3 separate regions of the Homo sapiens genome follow, and regions 2 and 3 are each linked to region 1. Evidence: read pairs that join two places in POLR2A ChIA-PET (ENCODE). Cell type or tissue: PC-9. All regions are shown on one strand.

The links. ChIA-PET counts read pairs that join two places held together with the same protein. Peaks named below come from ENCODE experiments on the same cell type or tissue, not always from the same donor. Only the 100,000 strongest peaks of a DNase experiment are listed, where the experiment ranks them.
Region 2: POLR2A ChIA-PET joins it to region 1 with 5 read pairs; 7 of 35 experiments call an interaction of 5 or more read pairs at or near these places.
Region 3: POLR2A ChIA-PET joins it to region 1 with 9 read pairs; 4 of 35 experiments call an interaction of 5 or more read pairs at or near these places.

The regions. Positions count from the first base shown.
Region 1 is chr15:64,569,996-64,573,995 of GRCh38, reverse strand. The region is part of intron 2 of ZNF609 (zinc finger protein 609); the gene reads right to left. All of the region lies in intron 4 of LOC101930091 (a long non-coding RNA gene), which reads left to right. Among named protein-coding and RNA genes, the nearest start is that of ZNF609, 110 kb to the right of the region's middle. RefSeq lists enhancers at 1,631-1,730, 1,761-1,830. In PC-9, no CTCF peak of the experiment used is centred here; a DNase peak (open chromatin) is centred at 1,925; H3K27ac peaks cover 953 bases.
Region 2 is chr15:64,466,758-64,470,757 of GRCh38, reverse strand. The region is part of intron 1 of ZNF609 (zinc finger protein 609); the gene reads right to left. Among named protein-coding and RNA genes, the nearest start is that of ZNF609, 8.2 kb to the right of the region's middle. In PC-9, no CTCF peak of the experiment used is centred here; no DNase peak of the experiment used is centred here.
Region 3 is chr15:64,348,715-64,352,714 of GRCh38, reverse strand. The region is part of intron 1 of CSNK1G1 (casein kinase 1 gamma 1); the gene reads left to right. Among named protein-coding and RNA genes, the nearest start is that of CSNK1G1, 5.5 kb to the left of the region's middle. In PC-9, no CTCF peak of the experiment used is centred here; no DNase peak of the experiment used is centred here.

The sequences.
Region 1 (4,000 bases):
GTCTCTACTAATTCATACAGCAAGTTCCTAAACAGAATAATGTTCAAGTGGCCTCATTTTCCCCTTCATTCACCACTCAATCACAAGGACCTGAGGTCCTGGGTTTTCTGCAATAACCCTGATTAAAAACTCCATCCAACTGTGTTTGGATTTGGGGTTGCAAGGAAAAAAATGAATATTTTACATATAGTTCATCCCAAACTCCCTTGCACAGAGTTTGAAAGAACATGGTAAACCCACATATGCAGGCAAAGTAAAATGCCAAATAGACAAGGGTGAAATAGGCAGGAGATGGATCCCTGAAGGTCCAAAAGTATTGAAAGTTGGCCTGCTAGCCAGGCACAGCGGCTGACGCCTGTAATCCCAGCATTTTGGGAGGCCGAGGTGGGCGGATCACGAGGTCAGGAGATCAAGACCATCCTCAACAAGGTGAAACCCCATCTCTACTAAAAATACAAAAAAAAAAAAATTAAATTAGCCAGACATGGTGGCGGGTGTCTGTAGTCCCAGCTACTCGGGAGGCTGAGGCAGGAGAATGGTATGAACCCGGCAGGCGGAGCTTGCAGTGAGCCAAGATTGCGCCACTGCACTCCAGCCTGGGCGACAGAGCAAGACTCCGTCTCAAAAAAAAAAAAAAAAAAAAAAAAAAGAAAGTTGGGCCACTAACTCTACTGCAGAATTACTTGCACTGCTTTTTGAAAATACAGATTATGATTTAATGGAAAGTATTCCATGGGACTTGTCAGTTGACTGCTATTTAGGAAAAAAAAAAAAAAGATCAAACTCCTTAGAAGTCTTACTTGACCTGGTTTCTGCTTACTTTCTCATCTCATAATCACTCTTCTTCACTCTAAACTATTCCATCATTCTACAAATATTTATTCATGTCTGCTACACGTTGGCACTGTTCTAGGTACTATGAATGCATCCTAGGACTGCCATGTAATGGTTGCTCAATTATGTCTTGTATAATTGGCTGAGGAGGCAAGAGGAGGCCAAAATCTAGGTCCATGCTTTTCTAGCCGAACTACGTGTCCCGCGTGGAGCCACAACCTTTTGGAAAGGAGACTTTCTTTTCTTTTCTTTTTTTTCTCAAGACGGAGTTTTGCTCTTGTTGTCCAGGCTGGAGTGCAATGGCACCATCTTGGCTCACCACAACTTCCGCCTCCCGGTTTCAAGCAATTCTCCTGCCTCAGCTTCCTGAGTAGCTGGGATTACAGGTATGCAGGCATGTGCCACCATGCCCGGCTAATTTTGTATTTTTAGTGGAGATGGTGGTTTCTCCATGTTGGTCAGGCTGGTCTCAAACTCCCGACCTCAGGTGAACTGCCTGCCTTGGCCTCCCAAAGTGCTGGGGTTACAGGTGTGAGCCACCGTGCCTGGCATTCTTTTCTAATTTACTGGAAAAAGTCCCATGGGCTAAGGGAGGACCTGGCAATAACAATGAACAAATCAGACAAACATCCCTGTCCTCAGGAAGCTTATATCCCATTGTGGGAGAGACAACCAAAATAAATTATATACTATGTGGGACAATAATAAGTGTTATGGAGAAAATAAAACAGGGATCAATCTCCCTGGCTCAAGTGATCCTCCCACCTCAGCCTCCCAAGTACCTGGGACTACAGGCACATGCCACCATGCCCAGCGAATTTATTTTTTGTAAAGAATGAGGTCTCACAATGGGGCCCAGGCTGGTCTTGAACTTTCAGACTCAAACGATCTGCCTACTTCGGCTTCCCAAAGTGTTGGAATTAGTCATCAGCTACCACACCTGGCCAGTTTTAAATACAGTATTCAGGGAAGAACTCACTCAGAAGGTGACATTTTTGTTTACAGAACCATGTCAAACCCATTTCCCCTCAGGCCTTTGCACTTGCTGTACTTTGCCTAAAGTTCCTCTTTCCCTTTCTCAACTTTTGCATACCTAGCTTTTTATCTTTCAGTATCAGCCTAAATGTCACTTCCTTAAGGGCAACTTTCCAGCAACACTAAGTAGAATAGCTATCTATATCCCTAGGCAGTCCTAACCAAACAAAGACTCAAGGCCGGGCTCACACCTGTAATACCAGCACTTTGTGAGATCACTTGAGGTCAGGAGTTTGAGACCAGCCTGACCAACATGGCGAAATCTTGTCTCTACTAAAAAAATACAAAAATTATCCAGGCGTGGTGGTGGGCACCTGTAACCCCACCTACTTGGGAGGCTGAGGCAGGAGAACTGCTTGAACCCAGGAGGCAGAGGCTGCAGTGAGTGAAGATCTCACCACTGCCCTCCAGCCTGGGCGATCCTGGGTGACAGAGTGAGACTGACTGAAAAAAAAGACTCAACTACATAAAACTAGAGAGTTTGAATCCTGTTCTACTATTTCCTGGCTTAACCTCTGGCATCCAGTTTACCCATATGTAAAATGGATAATAATAGTACTTAACTTATACGGTTGCTGTGAAGAATAATTACAATCACCACCCAAAAGGATAACAATAAAAATTAAAAAATAAAAATATATTATATAAAAATATAAAAGTACAATAAAAATAGCAGCTGTTTATATAACTTTTTACCATGCACCAGGCATTATTCTATGTATTCTACATTTATTAACCCATTTAATCTATTCATATAATACATTTAAAGTGCCAGCACTATATTTAGCAAACAGTAAATAAATGTTTGCTCTCTTTCTTATTATCACCATGATCAGTGGCAGTATTATTAGCTCTTCTTATGAGGTGCCTAAGCCCTCTGTGTTTCTGCTCTGCTGAGGGATCTATACCCAAAAGTTTCATATCTTCCCCTCTAGAATTCCTATTTTCCCCTCTTGGATAAACACCCTACAGAAGGAATTTGTTATCAACCTTAGCACTTACTCTGTGCAAATCATCTCTTACGTCTAGCATCAGCATGGACTTTTAAAAAGAAAAAGATATGACTGTCCATATAGATCATATGCTTTATTTATGTATTTAGAGACAGAGTCTCGCTCTGTTGCCCCGGCTGGAGTGCAGTGGCATGATCCCGGCTCACTGCAACTTCCGCCTCCCAGGTTCAAGTGATTCTCCTGCCTCAGCCTCCCGAGTAGCTGGGACTACAGGTGCGTGCCACCACACCTGGCTAATTTTTGTATTTTTAGTAGAGACGAGGTTTTGCTATGTTGGCCAGGCTCGTCTCGAACTCCTGACCTCAGGTGATCCACCTGCCTCGGCTTCCCAAAGTGCTGGGATAACAGGTGTGAGCCACTGCGCCTGGCCAAAACTAAGCTAATTTTACTAATCCAAAAAAACATAACATGAAAATAATAGGAGTGAACTCATCGTGATAATATTAGTATCTCGAGTTTCTAGAATTAAACACAATGCTCCTTTTGAATCTCTCACTAAAGACAAACTAGAATCCATATACTTGACCATAATCATCAAAATATAATTAGAAGGCTTAAAGAAACAAAGAAGTCCAGAACCTTGGTTCCACTTTCCAGACTCATCTACTAATATACATGAACAATTGATGATGCTACTCTTCCTTAAGAATCTTGATTGATTAGAACATGGCTTCTAAGCAAGGCCACCAGGAACTGTTTTCCTGGTATCTATTGCTTTGAGAAACATATTTATGCTTAACCATCTCAAATGCCTTTTATAAAAGTATTTAAATGATAAAGATGAGAAGAGAAAAAGATATAATGAGAGGTAGTATAGTTATAACTGTGGAAGATATAAGTCAGATTACCTGGATTTTAATCCTGGCTCCACAAACCACCAACCAGGCCACGTTTCTTAGCTTGCTAAAACTCACTATGCTCATGTATAAAGTGGGAATAAGAGAGCTCTCGGCCAGTCAGGCACAGTGGCTCACGCCTGTAATCTCAACACTTTGGGAAGTTAAGGCAGGGGGATCACTTGAGCACAGGAGTTTGAGACAAGCCTGGGCAATATAGCGAGACCCCTATCTCTATTTTAAAAAGTAAGAAAGAAAGAGTTCCTATCTCATAGAGATATT
Region 2 (4,000 bases), 100 kb after region 1:
ATGAGGTCAGGAGTTCGAGACCAGCCTGAACAACATGGTGAAACCCCATCTCTACTAAAAATACAAAAATTAGCCAGGCATGGTGGCACACGCCTGTAATCCCAGCTACTCAGGAGGCTGAGGCAGGAGAATCGCCTGAACTCTGGAGGTGGAGGTTGCAGTGAACCAAGATCACGCCAACGCACTCCAGCCTGGGCAACAGAGCGACTTCATCTCAAAAAGAAAAAAAAAACTGCTTGAAAGCAAATACTTCCTAACATTACTCTCAATCTGAAAGTTCCTGAAACACTTACCAACCAGCTTTTCATTTCTCGTCTCTTTTAGGAGGGTATTTCAGAGATACCCCCTTGTTCGTCATACTTCGGCAAATGTCATCAACGTGCATTTTCAGCATTAAAAATAACGTAATTGGCTGGGTGCAGTGGCTCAAACCTGTAATCCCACCACTTTGGGAGGCTGAAGCAGGAGGATGGCTTGAGCCTAGGAGCTCAAGACTAGCCTGAGCAACATGGCAAACCATCATCTCTACAAAAAAAATTACAAAAATTAACCAAGCATGGTGGCACACTTTTGTAGTCCCAGCTACTTGGAAGGCTGAGGTGAACCCACTAGGTCAAGGCTGGGTAAGACCCTGTCAAAAATAAATAAATAACAACATAATTTTATTTTCCGAACAAAACACTGTGGGCAACTCAACTTGTACTCAGTCCCAAGAAGTTAATTCAAAGTGGAATTTCTACTGACTAGTCAAAAGTGGAAAAATATCCAACTAACCTCCATAATCAGTCCAATTTAGCTCCCAGATTTCAGATATAATAGATTATTAGATCCTTGACTGAATTTACAAAGTTACTTCTTATTGATAGATGGCAAATCCTTCCAGGTACAACTTCCTTCTCACAAGCTAAGGTTCCTTTTCTGCAGCTTTCTCAACTCCTGACCTCAAGCTGATCCACCCGCCTCGGCCTCCCAAAGTGCTAGGATTACAGGCGTGAGCCACCAAGCCAGGCCAGCCTTTTTTGCAGCTTTCTGATTTCCACTCCTATGTTTTAAGCACACTAGAAAAAGATATATGCGGCAAGTTGGTGAGCCTGCAGAATGAGGCTACAAAACCCTCCAAAAAAAGATGGCCTAATAAAAGTACAGCCTTCCAAACAAATCAAAGAGTATGAGAGTCAAGCCCCAGGGAACTGAAATTGCACTCATTAGCCCTTCTGAATACCGGCTATATTTTTGACCAGCAATAAAAAAAAAAAAGATGCTCACTTATGTTAAATATTTTTGTCCTGTTCTTCCACCATAATCTTTTTTTTTTTTTTTTTTTTTTTTTGGAAATAGGGTCTTGCTCTGTGCGAGTGAAGGCTGAATTGCAGTGGTGAGATCACAGCTCACTGCAGCCTCGACCTCCTGGGCTCAAGCGATCCTCCCATCTCTGCTTCCTGAAGAGCTGGGACCACAGTGCACACCACCTGGCTAATTATTTACGTATTTATTGAAATGGAATTTATCTCTTGTTGCCCAGGCTGGAGTGCAATGGCTTGATCTCGGCTCACTGCAACTTCTACCTCCCAAGTTTAAGCGATTCTCCTGCCTCAGCCTCCCAAGTAGCTGGGATTACAGGCATGTGCCACCACACACGGCTAATTTTGTACTTTTAGTAGAGACAAGGTTTCACCATGTTGGCCAGGCTGAATTGTGTTGTTTTTTTTTTTTTTTTTTTTAAGATATGAGGCCTCTCTGTTGCCCAGGCTGGTCTCCAACTCCTGGGCTCAAGTGATCCTCCTGCCTCAGCCTCCCAAAGTGCTAGGACTACAAGTGTCAACCTGACTCTCAATCTTGGTATCATGATATTCTACAGCTAAATGGAACCGCAGTGATCATCCTGTCTAATGTGTTCATTTCACAGATGAGGCACATGAAAACAGGGGCATGACTTGCACAAGGACAAACAGCTAATTAGAGGCACAGTAATGATCAGAATCTGGGTTTTATGACTCTCAATTCTATGATTTTTTCCCCTCTATTCTTTGAAAAGCTATACTAGCCAGGCATTGTGGCTCATGTCTGTAGTCCCAGCACTTTGGGAAACCATGGAAGGAGGACTGCTTGAGTCCAGGAATTTGAGACCAGCCTGGGCAACCAGACTGGAGTGCAGTGGCACACAACATAGTGAGACTCCATCTCTACAAAAACAATTTAAAAATTGGGCTGGTCACAGTGGCTCATGCCTATAATCCCAGCACTTTGGGAGGCCAAGGTGGGAGGATGGCTTGAGCCCAGGAGTTCAAGACAAGCCTGGGCAATGCAGCGAAACAAAAAAAAACACACAAAAAAATTAGCCAGGTGTGGTGGCATTGAGGCTGGAATGAGCTGTGATTGCACCATTGCACTCCAGCCTAGGCAACAGAGTGAGACCCTGTCTTAAGGAAGGAGAAGCAGAAGGAGGAGGAGAGAGGAGAAAATGAAGGAAGGAAGGAAGGAAAAGAAAAGAAAAGAAAGGAAAGGAAAGGAAAGGAGGAAGGAAGGAAGGAAAGAGAGGAAGGAGAGGAAGGGGAGGGAGGGAGGAAAAAAAAATTAGCTGGGTGTGGTGGCGCCTGCCTGTACTTCCAACTGCTTGGGAGGCTGAGGTAGGAGAATTGCTTGAGCTCAGGAGGTTGAGCCTGCAGTGAGCTGTGATCGTGATTGTGTCACTATGCTCCAGCCTGGTGACAGAGCAAGGCCCTGCCTCAAAAAAGAAAAAAAAAAAAAGCATACTAGTAAAGAAAACATAACACTCTTAGACAATATCTTAACTGTAACAAAGACACAGAAAAATAAAATTTCATCCACATAAAGAGAAGTGTTAGAACAGAAGAAGCAACATTTGTTCATATAGTACAGGGGTTACTTAAGGCACATATTTTCTTTTTTCTTTTTGACAGAGCCTTGCTCTGTTGCCAGACTGGAATGCAGTGGCACGATCTCCACTCACTGCAACCTCCATCTCTCAGATTCAAGCAATCATCCTTCCTCAGCCTCCCGAGTAGCTGGGACTACAGACGTGCGCCACCATGCCCAGCTAATTTTTGTATTTTTAGTAGAGACAGGATTTCACCATGTTGGCCAGGATGGTCTCGATCTCTTGACCTCATGATCCGCCCGTCTCGGCCTCCCAAAGTGCTTAGATTAGAGGCGTAAGCCACCGCACCGGGCTAAGGCACATGTTTTCTAAAGTATTTTATTAATTACCACCTGCTAGAATTTATGTCCTGTGTTTTCATCAAATGTACCTCCTTAAAAGCAGGCCACAGTGACACTTGTGGCAAAGGTCAGAAAAGTGATACTTCTGGCATAGATAACTGATGGTACAAAAGGAATCCACAAAGGTGATGCCCACAATCAAGAAGAAAGGACTGAAGAAGGGGTAGAGATATTGCTGGGAGGAAGTATTCCTGAAAAATGGAATTAAAAAAGAAAAAAACCCCAAAGAAGTTGGCCAGACACTAATGACCAGAGAACACAATAAAAAGAAGGCAGTTTCAGAGCTTGTCTGGCATCAGACAGCTCTCACCTGCAAAAGAAAGAAGGAAAAATTTCTCACAGAGACAAGAGAAAAATCCTAGGTTTGCCCCTGAGTGATGGACTAGATATGACCTGACAGGTATTTGCCATCTCTTATTTCTGGGACTCTGATCCAAGAACAAACAGCAAGAGAACCATGAAAAATTAGCCCTGTTGGATCTGGAGTTCTGCCTTGACAAGATATAAAGCTCATTCATAGATCTGACTGTGCTCATGAGACTGCAGTTCAACTCCTGCTGCTAGAGCAAGGGGAGGGGGGAAGAAAGAAAGGGGTGAGAGAGAAGGAGGTGGAGGATCTGGGTTGTGACTATAATAGCTACAGTAATTAGAGTGTTTCCAAGCTGCTAGAGAAGTCTTCAGGGTAGGGAAGTGGGATAAGAGATGGGGGTGGGGGAAAGGTAAAAGGAAGCAAACTACTGAGAGTGCTAGGAAAGCATAA
Region 3 (4,000 bases), 220 kb after region 1:
CTAGCACCTTGGGAGGCCGAGGTGGGCGGATCACCTGAGGTCAGGAGTTTGAGACCAGCCTGAGCAACATGGAGAAACCCCATCTCTACTAAAAATACAACATTAGTCAGGCATGATGGAGCATGCCTGTAATCCCAGCTACTCGGGAGGCTGAGGCAAGAGAATCGCTTGAACCCGGGAGGTGGAGGTTGCGGTGAGCCAAGATTGTGCCATTCACTCCAGCCTGGGCAAGAGCAAAACTCCATCTCAAAAAAAAAAAAAAAAAAAGAAGAATTCAAATTATGTTTTGTGATAGTTACAGAGTTTTGGTAAGGTTATTTAGCTTTCTAAATGGCTCTTCTGAGAGTGTAAGGTCTGTATATATCTAAGCTTTCTGCTGTGTTTTCTTTTATCTTTTCACTTTTTTTTTGAGATGGAGTCTTGCTCTGTCACCCATGCTGGAGTGCAGCGGCACTATCTTGGCTCACTGCAACCTCCGCCTCCCGGGTTCAAGCAATTCTACTGCCTCAGCCTCCTGAATAAGCTGGAACTATAGGCATGCGCCACCATGCTGGCTAATTTTTGTATTTTTAGTAGAAACGGTGTTGGCCATGTTGGCCAGGCGGCTCTCTAACTCGTGACCTCAGGTGATCCACCCACCTTGGCCTCCCAAGGTGCTGGGATTACAGGTGTGAACTGCCCTGCCCGGCCTGCTGTGTTTTCTCGTATCATTTTTTTATCATCCTTTAAATCTTAAAGTTGAGATCATATGCTTTGGTAAAGCTCTCAGAAGCTCCCACTTTTTCCCCTGTCTTCTTCTCAAACTATAATACTGTATTAATATTTTTAAAAATCTTTTTTGTTTTTGAGACGGAGTTTCTGTTACCCAGGCTGGAGTGCCCAGGCTCAGCTTACTGCAGCCTCTGCCCCTCAGGTTCAAGCGCCCCTCCTGCCTCAGTCTCCCGATTAGCTGGGATTACAGGTGTGCGCCAGCATACCTGGCTAATTTTTGTATTTTTAGTGGACATGGGGTTTTGCCATGTTGGCCACGCTGGTCTTGAACTCCTGGCCTCAAGTGATTGGCCCGCCTCAGCCTCTCAAAGTGCTGGGACTACAGGCGTGAGCCACCGTGCCTGGCCCGATAATCTATTAATTTTGATATAAGAGATAGTATACTAGCTGCTAGAGTAAAAAATTCTATCTTAATTGTGTGCAATGAATAGAGACGGTTAGAGATTTCTCAATCACCACTTCCTCTCAAAGTCTGTGGCCGTTCCAAGGATCTTTGCAGTTGTCAGTTATGGAATTTGCTTGTCAGGAAATCTAAAAATGACTAAACCTTTGTTTAATATCTATCTCTTGGATGACCTCAGAAAGTTTTAGGAAAGATTGGGAAGGTTTATATATGTACCATATACTAGAATTAGATAATGAACAAAATACAGCTGAATTTATTGGCGCTATACAATCAGGAGTGAGTTACTGTGAAAATGTTATTAAAAAGTCCAGGCGGTGCTTTCTTTTTACTCAAACCAAATGAGTATTCTTCCAGAGCTCATTTTTATTTTAAAGCATATTTCTTTTATGGAGCTGTGATTTAGTCTCTAATAAGGATAAATAATCATTATATAAAAAAAGGCTGGTGTCATAGATTTTAGTACTACATATTGATAGAAACTGCTTCAGTGGTTTTAGATAAGTGTATTTTCCGGAAATAACTTTTGAATTTGTGGAATGATAGTTTTTCTCTTTTTAACAGTTAACTTGTCTCTACTCATTTCTGCCCAATATAGAAGCTCTGAGAAGCTGGGAGGAAAAAAAAAAAGAAAAAGAATGGATTTACTTCAGAATTACCATTTTAAGTTGTGGAGATTACTTATTTGGAGAGCAAAATTGGATTTTGACATTATTGGGATTGTGTTCAAGATGGACTCAGGAAAAAAAATTTAGATGCCATCTGTTTCAGATTCCTTCTCTCCCAACCCCTTTTATGTTTTATGGCTTTGAGTTCATCAGATTATTTTGTAAAAATAAAAATCCTCAGTAGATTTAGGTTATATAATATCAGCTCTATCAGTGAACATGTAACCAAAGATCTTGCATTTTTATATTGAGTTATACAGGATGATGACAGATACTGTTTAAAGTTAATTGTTATTTCAAACTATATGAATGGTAACTTCATGCATCTTTTAATTCTCACTGTTCACTTGATAAACCAATTTTTTTTTTTTGGAGACAGAGTCTTGCTCTGTTGCTCAGGCTGGAGTGCAGTGGCGTGATCTTGGCTCACTGCAAGCTCCATCTCCCGGGTTCACGCCATTCTCCTGCCTCAGCCTCCGGAGTAGCTGGGACTACAGGTGCCTGCCACCACACCCGGCTAATTTTTTTTCTTTTTGTATTTTTAGTAGAGACGGGGTTTCACCGTGTTAGCCAGGATGGTCTCGATCTCCTGACCTTGTGATCCGCCCGCCTTGGCCTCCCAAAGTGCTGGGATTACAGGTGTGAGCCACCGCGACCAGCCGATAAAACCATTTTTATAAGTAGTATTTAACATAGTCCACTTGTTGATGGAAGCTTAAAAAATTGATAAAAAGATATTTTAGATTAAATCTTTATTCACTTGATGTCTTAAAACCAGAAAAGAAGCTTCTTCTGAGGATTTTTAACTTAAAACAAGCTTACTTAAATTTACTCTTTCAGTAGTGGATTTTATCTTACCCTCTGTGCCAGTTGCTTAGTTTTCATCTAAATGTGTGCACATAGTTGGCACTTTTCATTTGGGATTTTTTTAATTTTTAATTTTTTTTTTTTTTTTAATTTTTGGAGACGAGGGTCTCAGTGTGTTGCTCAGGCTGGTCTTGAACTCCTGAGCTCAAGTGATCCTTCCACCTCAACCTCCTGAGTAGCTGGGATTACAGGTGCTAACCACCATGCTAGGTTCATTTTGGATCTTAATAAATTCTGACGGCAGGCTTTTGGGTTACTAAACTGTAAAAGACCAAACTTGCTGAGGTTATAACCTTAACTTAGCGGACCAGAAAGACTCAGTCATCTCAGAGAAATTGAAATAGCACTAGTGTGGTATCCCAGAAATGGCCTAAAGAGAGAGCCATCTGGATAGAAGCCATGCTTTGTCTGCAGCAGGAATGTTCTGATGAGATAGAAAGACAGATGGACTGTCCCCACACTAATGTAGTCTGTCCCTCACCCAGAAGCTCCAAGTGGGCAGTGTAGTTATAGTGGGGGTTGGGGTGCTAGGGATGGGAATTATTCTTTAATAATTTCTCACCCATCACATTGGAGGTGTGGGTATACTGGGTAGAGGGATATTCTCTTAGTTTTTGCCTTGTCCAGAGATGTCGGGTGAAGAGGTAGCCATTGCCCTTGCCACGAAAAGGGAGAAGCCTGGGTGCCGAGTTTGATGTCTCCATCAAAATGCTACATAAATTTGCCAGGGAACAATAGCATTGGATCCCCATGGATTTCTGCTGCTTATACATTCTAACTCCTTAGCCTATAAAAAGGGGTATTTACGACTTCCTGAATGAAAGTTATACATTTTCTTCTGTCTTGATACTTTTTTTTTTTTTTTTTTGAGGTGGAGTTTCGCTCTCGTTGCCCAGGCTGGAGTACAGTGGCGTGATCTCGGCTCACTGCAACCTCCACATTCCGGGTTCAGGCAATTCTCTTGCCTCAGACTCCTGAGTAGCTGGAATTACAGGTGCCCGCTACCTACCATGTCCAGCTAATTTTTTGTATTTTTAGTAGAGATGGGGTTTCACCACGTTGGCCAGGCTGGTCTCGAACTCCTGACCTCAGGTGATCTGCCCTCCTCAGCCTCCCAAAGTGCTGGGATTACAGGTGTGAGCCACCGCGCCTTGCCAATATGTTTTAAAATACACTTTAATTTCTCTGTTGACCATAATGAATGATGTGAAATTTTTTTCTTTTCTTCCTTTTTTTGGTGTTTGAGTATCCATGATAATCACCAGATCTCATTTTAGCTTTAGGATAAATT